Regions from separate parts of the Mus musculus genome. Here all the other regions are linked to region 2. The links are chromatin loops, found by intact Hi-C in ENCODE. Cell type or tissue: left cerebral cortex. All regions are shown on one strand.

Region 1 (2,500 bases), 190 kb after region 2:
CACAGAAGATATTCACCACACATATCTGAGAGCAGACAAAGGTTCAATTGTTTAAATGTCCTTTTCGCCCCATAGACAGTAAAATGTGCTCACATTCTATCTAGCTCAATCTTTTTTAAAAAATGACTACCTACTTCCACCTTTAAAGCATTCTAAATAACTTCAGCACTAGCCCTGTCTTCCTTATACTAACTAGGCTCATGTCTTAAAGGTACAATTAACTCTGCAAACAAAATATCGCAGAGACTGCCATCTCACTGTCAAAATGAGTGTTCTCTAACAACACTGCAAGTTTCTGTTTTCCTCTACTCCACACCAGTCCCTATCACTACCACACACAGGAAGCAGCACAAGCCAAGGGGAACGTCACCACATACAGATGCTTACAGTAGCATAATATTTGTATGAGAGCCAACCAAAGATGCCACACTTTGTTGTGTTCTTGGGTGAGACAGGGGTCACAACCCCATTGTCTTCTCCTGGTATTTAAACCACTCGGATGATTCTAGAGTCAAAATGGAAATTTTACCAAAGCGTGATCGAGCCTTTCCTGAGGGCAAAGGGGAAAAAGTTTGTGTGGAGAGGGTGGGGGAACAATGGAGTTTGTAAAAATACCCAAAAAGTCAGCCTCACAAGTCTGCTGCCCGCAGATCTGTAGATTATCAAGGACACTGAGATGTATTCTTTATGAATCCCACACTTGACATGTCAGTAAAGATGTGGAGTCTGGGACTCTTACTTAAATTCCACATGCACAGCATCTCAAATCCTGAAATCACCACCAATTCCCCACCTCCCCCTCAAAAGTTGTTTCTATTATAAATGAGTCATGGCATTTTAAAAGTCACAATCCTTTTAAACTCCCAAATTAAACGAATGTATATGGCATATTAAAGTAGATTTGGCTGTCAGTCCACCATGTTCCTGTTAGAGTCTACCTGTGTCCACCTCATAAAGTATTTATCTTTTAACTTTGAGGGAAGGGCAGCAAGGGGACCAGATGAATTCGGGGGTGGGGCATACATTTTTAGAGTGTATTGCACAAAGTAAAGGTACAGAGCAGAATCTCTCTGCTTTTCTTTCAATGGCAATCGCTACCGCTAACAATAAGGGAGAAGAAAGAGTCTCAGTGTCTTTCAGCCATATTTTATTTAATTACAATTGAGTGGCCGCTTCAGGCACACTGAAGTATGTGTAATATATAAAACTAACCCATTCTCCCATTTCAGTAAGACTTGCTGTTGATGTTTGGCTTTTAGTTTTCCTTTCTTTCCTACACTGTTCTGTTTGGTCATGGAGAATATTTTCGCTTTCCTGTAAAGAATAGTGAGTACTTTTCTAAAAAGCAGTGTGGGGTTGTACTCTACCTGCTGAGAAACCGGGTCTGGGCCATCCATTAACAAGTTAAAAGGAGATCTGAGGCAGGGATTGGAGAGCAGGCAGCTTTCCGGCCCCTAGCAGTCTCTTTTTCTTTGTTTTTAAACGCTACTGCAGTGTTGTTTCTCGCTGTCTGAAAGGAATACAGCGTCTAAAACCCTGATTGTCATCCTCAGTAGGAGAACAGGTCTCCAATTTCATCAGCTGGAACGAAGTTGTGTGTGTGTGAGTGTATGTGTGTCTGCGTGCGCAATAAAACGAGACCATTCCCGGACAGTGTTTTGTTTTGTTTCTCTGGATAAAAGAATAGCCAAGCTTTCGGACATAATTTTGATAATTTTTTTTTGTCCCTGGCTGGTCCACCAGTATTTTTTCTAGCTCGTCCCTCTTAAAGACATTTCCAGGTAGAGTTTGTAGACCCAGTCAGAGCAGAGCCTGGAGTGCTCAGAAGTGCCCTCTCTAGTGGGTAAGGTAATCCAACACACAGGCAAACTAGGAAACGAAGTCCTCCGATACCCTCAGTGGCTGAATGTTCCTGAGACAAAGTGGCCACCAATACTAGCTCCTCTGGCTTTGGACCGCTGGAGGGGGGTGGTCTAGAAGGTTTTAGAGCCTTCTGGGAGAAGGCTTTGGAAAAGGAACACCCCACCTGTGCCTGTCAATACCACCCACGTCTATAAAATCTGGCTAGAATGTGTACTTCAACCGCCAGAACCAGAAATGCTGCGCCCCTGGGCTGGTGCCTTTCGGCTGGGATCCGGGACTGGACAAAGGGAAGAGGGAGCTGTCCCCCGGAGCCACCCGACTACACTGTGGAAGCAAAGCGACGACTCTGCCCTAAGAGAAATACTTTGGAAGCCCGGGTACCTCTCCCCACCCGCAGAGATGGAGGCTAACTCCTAATTAGGCCACCTTCCTGATAGGCACTGCTTGGCCAGCGATCGGTAAGGCGTTTAAGTCACGGAGTCGAAGCCAAGGCTCCAGTCTAGTGGGAAGGGCCGCGGGGGAACGGACGGCGGGGCCGAGGCGGCACGGACCGAGCGGACTGTCCAGGGCGTGGTGTAAAAGCCCGGGGGCGCTGACACTTGCTCTGGGAACCTCTTGCAGCCAGGAAATCTACCCC
Region 2 (2,500 bases):
TCAGCCTTCTGCATCTTAGCATTAAAGACAGGTGCTATCACGCTCGGCCCTCTTGCCATTATTTTCTATACAGTATAACAACTACTTAGACATTGTATTAGTTATTATAAGGAAGCTAGGGGATTCCAAAGCATACATTAGGATGTATGAGTAATATGAAACTCCTATGCCATTTATGAGGTACTTGAGTATCCAAGGTTTTTGGTATCTGTGAGAGAGAGACATACAACCTCCCACTAGGAAACTGAGGAACAAAGTTTCCACTGTGACATCTCTTTCTTTTCATTTTTCTTCTTTCTTTCTTTCTTCCTCCCTCCCTCCTCCCCCCCTCTCTCTTTCTCTTTCTTTTTTTCTTTCTTTCCTTTTTTCCTTCTTTCCCTTTCCATTTCTTTTTCTTTCTTTCTTTTTTTTTTTTTTTTGGGGGGGGGTTTTTTCGAGACAGGGTTTCTCTATATAGCTCTGGCTGTCCTGGAACTTATTTTGTAGACCAGGCTGGCCTCGAACTCAGAAATCCACCTGCCTCTGCCTCCCAAGTGCTGGGATTAAAGGTGTGAGCCACCACCACCTGGCCTCTTTCTGTCTCCTCCTCCTCCTCCTCCTCCTCCTCCTCCTCCTCCTCCTCCTCCTCCTCCTCCTCCTCCTCCTCCTCCTCCTTCTTCTCTCTTTTTTGAGATAAGATCTTGTTCTGTAGCGCAGGCTAGCCTGGAACTTCAGGGTGCTCTCAAATGCTGTGACTACCAACTTCATTGGCATTTTTAGGTATTAGCATAAACTTAGTTTAAAACTTATGTAGGGTTAAGTTTACTTTGAGTTTTGTAAACACAGGAGGGAGACTATGTTTGGAAAGAGAAATCATCCCAAAGACACATCATTAAGGGGAAGGGTTTTTCTCTTCTTTCTTTTTTTTCCGCTTTCTTTTCTTTTTGAAAATTGCTAATTGATTTTGGTAACACATTCATCGTAGAAGAAAAAGTGGGTATTTGGGGAGGGGGGCTAGTGGCCTGAAATTATACTTTCTTGTATTGAAAAAGGTTAATTAGGAATTGAGCTCAAAGTTAATTTTTTGAAGGTCAGCTGCTATGCTATTGGGTCCTGTGACCCTGTCTCAAGTAATCACAGTGCCAACATGCAAGTTACGGCTTTTCTTTCGCTTGATGACATAATCTCTTTAATTGGTGTCGGAAAGCCTGCCCGTGAAAGAACCGTGCAAAACACCTAGAGACTATAATTTTACTTTCCCCATTCACAGGGTAAAAGAAACAAGCCTTAAGAATGTACTAGAGACTCATTATGGCCCCTCGGTTGTCAACACAAAGTCCTCATGTTTCAACCAAGAGTTTTAGGAATGGCCAATTCTGCTTCCTTCTAACTTTGCCTGGTGAACTATTAACCTCTTTGGAAAGCCTGCTGAATGCTTCATGTCAGAGAGTCTCAGGGAGAAAGCTAAGAGGATAGTTAATGTGGCTTAAGTGACTGAACATCAACGTGAGAAGATAATGTTTGTAAAATTATTGTGTCTTCTCTGAAAGAGACTCTTCACGTGAGACCCTCTGCTCCCTGCTTTTCCACGGTGTCTTATGCGACTCATTCATAATCTTCTGTGTGTCATCTCCCGATCAGGGATTTTATTGTTTTAATTTTAATTTTAATTTTTTTTCTTTTTTTGTGGTTGTTGCTGTTGTTAAAGCATAGTATGATACCAATCATATATTTAAAATGGTAGCTCACGATAGGGAATTGGCATCTCTTCATTTCCCAAGGCTTTTTTTAAAGGAAGAGAAGATAAAAGTTACCAAGTTATCTGCTAATGCCATTGCAAGCTCAATTGTTCCACAGTAAGGTCTGTCAGTATTTCCACACTCCCTTTAAGGCTTAAATACTTCTCCAGACTCCAACTCACACAGTCTGAGGCCGCTGTCTGCCACTTGAAGCACTATGGCTTTCTCTTTTAAGAATGCTGTGGCGTTCTCTCAGCTAAGGGTTTCCCTCTCTCCGAGACAGTCACTAACCACATTTTCTTTAGGTAAGGGGCTGGCTGGCTTATTGTCTTCCTTTTTGCAGAAATATGGAGCAAACACTTCTCCCATCAGACTGCACGTGACGCTAGGCCAGCAGTTCTCAACAAGTGGATTGTGACCCCCAGATACCCTGCATATCATATATTTATTTACATTATGATTCATAACAGTGGCAACATTTCAGTTATGAAACAGCAATGAAAATAATGTTAAGGCTGGAGGTCACTATAACTTGAGAAATGGTATTAAAGGGTCTCAGCATGAAGAAGGTTGAGAACCGATGCTCTGGGTGGCTGTTCTCCCAGTCCCCACAGCAGTTTCTATACAAACACTCCACTCCTGTTTGTCTTTGAAGGACCATCTATGTTCCATGCTTGCATCCTTGGCCTCTAGAATGGAGACTGGCAGCAGAGGAGTGTTGAATGCAGGTGCCCTCAGAGTGCTCACTTGTTTATGAAAGTCGCTTTGCCCGAAAAAAATCC
Region 3 (2,500 bases), 190 kb after region 2:
GGCCTCTGATAGGACACCCAGCAGCGACACCCCCAGTGTCCCCTTTCCAGGGTATTTCTTTTTACAAGACTCCTCCCTTTGTCCAACTAGCGCGAAATGAAGCAGAACTCTCCTCCATAGACTAGCCGGAGAGAATGAGCAGAGAGCCGGGAGGTACTGGGGGCCGAGCGTTCGACTCAGACCAGCTTCAAGACGGAGCGAAAGAGCGGAGGTTCGAGACCTTCCGCCGTACCGAACAGCTTCCCTCGCGATACCAAGCAATACCCCCGTTTCCTCTGATCTACAAACTCCCTGGCCATCCCTTCTCTTCGCCGGAGCCAGCCCGGAGGGCATGAAACAAACCCAACGCCGACCGTTCCCCACACTTTCCCTCACCAAAGAAACCCACGCGCGAGTGCTCCACGCAAACGCGACCCAGTCCCTAACAGGCAACCTCAAGAGTTCATGAACCTTCACAGCAGCGTCGCCGAGGCCGGGGTGCCGCCCCACGGACCTCTGCCGGGTGGCGGCGGGTAGGAAGCTGGTGGCGACGCCTGCGGGGGGCAGAAGGGAGCGAAGGGTGAAACTTCCCGGGGTCACCCGAGCCTGGGCAAGCACGCCGCGTACCTTTCCTTGGCCTCGGCGGCCCGGTCTCTTTGCCTCCGGTTCTTAAACCAGTTGCTGACCTGGGTGGTGGTGAGGCCGGTGGCCTCGGCCAGCTCCCGTTTCTCCCTCGGTGAGGGGTAGGGGTTGTGCGCGTACCACTCCCGCAGCACGCCCCGAGACTTCTCCTTAAAGCAGTAGCTGGTCTCCTCGCCGTCCCAGATGGTCCGCGGCAACGGGAATTTTCGGCGCACCCGATATTTGCCCACGGCACCCAGGGGTCGGCCGCGAAGTTTCTCGGCCTCCACGTAGTGCGCTTTCAGCCACAGCTGCTGCAGTTTGGGGTGATTGTGAGGCGAGAACTGGTGGCTCTCCAGTATCTTGTAGAGCTCGCGGAAGTTGCCGCGGTGGAAGGCGACCACCGCCTTGGCCTTGAGCACGCTCTCGTTCTTGTGCAGGTGATCGCAGGCGGGCAACGACCACAAGAACCTGCCCAGGCGTTCCAGGTTCCCTCCTTGCTGCAGAACTTCGCACACGCACGCCACTTGCTCTTGCGTAAAACCAAACGACGGCAGCATCGACATGGCTGGCGCTGCCGGGGCGCACGGGCCCGGGCGCACGCGGCAGTGAGCAGAGCTGGGAGAGCAGGGGGCGGCTGCCGCGGGGAGGGGGGCGCGGCTGCTCCTAACCCCCTCCCTAGCCTTGGCGCGGGCGAAGAGACCAGTCGAACCTCGGCGGGTGGGAGGCCAAGGAAGACGAAGAGAAGTAGGGGTGAGCTAGACTCCGAGTGGCTGGCGTTCTCTACAGCCTTCTGGGCCTCGCTGGCTCCCGCCTGCCGCCGGGTGGATGCTGCTGGTTGCCGGGGAACTTGGTTTCTGTTCTCCCCGCAGCGGCCTTAAAGCGCGCAGCGTCCCCGACACGCTGATTGGCTGCGAGCGGCGCCTATCCGAAGCTGGCCAGCCTGCGCGCCGCCCGGCCCGGCAGCAAAGCCGCGCCACCCTGCCGCCCCGCGTGGGGAGGGCGAAGCTACCGAGTGCTGCCTAGGATAAGAAGTGGTGGGAGGAGAAGGACCCGGAGAGGTGGGAAGTGAGGTGGGGTCGGGAGGAGGGAACTGGGGTGCTGAAAAGGGTGGTGACCAAGTCAGGACCTTGCGAAGCGGCGCCCTCTTTGGTGTCACCTAAGGGGAGCCTCACGCAGCACAAATCAATGGCTGCAGACGTTCTAATGACCCTCTTCTCCATATTCTTAGCCCTGTCTCTTGCAGTCTTGGCTTTTCCCGGTGAGCTCATATTTAATTACCTTAATGTTAAGATGAATAAATAATGGATTGATGAATAGCTTATGGAATGAGATAAATAATACAAAAGGAGACTAGGGTTCTGTGCTGCAAGCACTCTGAAAGTGGCTTCTTCCAGGTTTGGTTCCTGGAGGTGAAGACAAACCTAGCCCCCCACCCCCACCCCCACCCCCACCCCCCAACTCCTACACCCTTTCTCTTCCTAACTCCTAACACCTCCTAAAGGTCTCAAGGACTCTGATCTGGGCAACATTCCCCTCATTCTCAAAGTGCCTCTAGAAGAGGGATCAGAAGGGTTGACCCTGGCACTGTAGCATAGAGACACCAGGGCTTCATCTGCAATTTAGAATCTTGCTGTCCATAGACTTCTGGACTCAGTTTCCCCAGTTGTACGGTTGCGTTTTTTCAAAGCAACCCCTGCTACCGATGGATGCTGAAAAGCTTTACTTGCCATTAGCAAAAAAAAAAAAAAAAATTGGGGAACCTCATGCAAAAGGCGCTGAATGGGGTGTAAATTAAATAAAACTGCGCCCAGCTCCAATAACTGTCTGGTTGTAACATAATCCTTGCCCTGCTCTGAGAGGGACACTGCCCTCTAAGCTAGAACCACAGTGGCTCCAA

The links. A loop is a pair of places that touch in the nucleus more often than their neighbours do. Peaks named below come from ENCODE experiments on the same cell type or tissue, not always from the same donor. Only the 100,000 strongest peaks of a DNase experiment are listed, where the experiment ranks them.
Region 1: it touches region 2 in a loop (3-fold over the local background); 4 of 42 quality-filtered maps call a loop at or near these places.
Region 3: it touches region 2 in a loop (3-fold over the local background); 5 of 42 quality-filtered maps call a loop at or near these places.

The regions. Positions count from the first base shown.
Region 1 is chr12:73,037,258-73,039,757 of GRCm38, forward strand. No RefSeq gene overlaps it. Among named protein-coding and RNA genes, the nearest start is that of Gm51264, 7.4 kb to the right of the region's middle. In left cerebral cortex, no CTCF peak of the experiment used is centred here; DNase peaks (open chromatin) are centred at 1,289, 1,512 and 1,668.
Region 2 is chr12:72,851,254-72,853,753 of GRCm38, forward strand. No RefSeq gene overlaps it. Among named protein-coding and RNA genes, the nearest start is that of Gm40441, 8.1 kb to the left of the region's middle. In left cerebral cortex, no CTCF peak of the experiment used is centred here; no DNase peak of the experiment used is centred here.
Region 3 is chr12:73,045,261-73,047,760 of GRCm38, forward strand. Six1 (sine oculis-related homeobox 1) reads right to left here and starts at 1,452. Exons shown (of 2, transcript NM_009189.3): 1 at 607-1,452. The coding sequence starts at 1,166. Gm51264 (predicted gene, 51264) reads left to right here and starts at 625; the gene lies at 625-688. In left cerebral cortex, a CTCF peak has its summit at 1,442; a DNase peak (open chromatin) is centred at 1,481; H3K4me3 peaks cover 1,178 bases.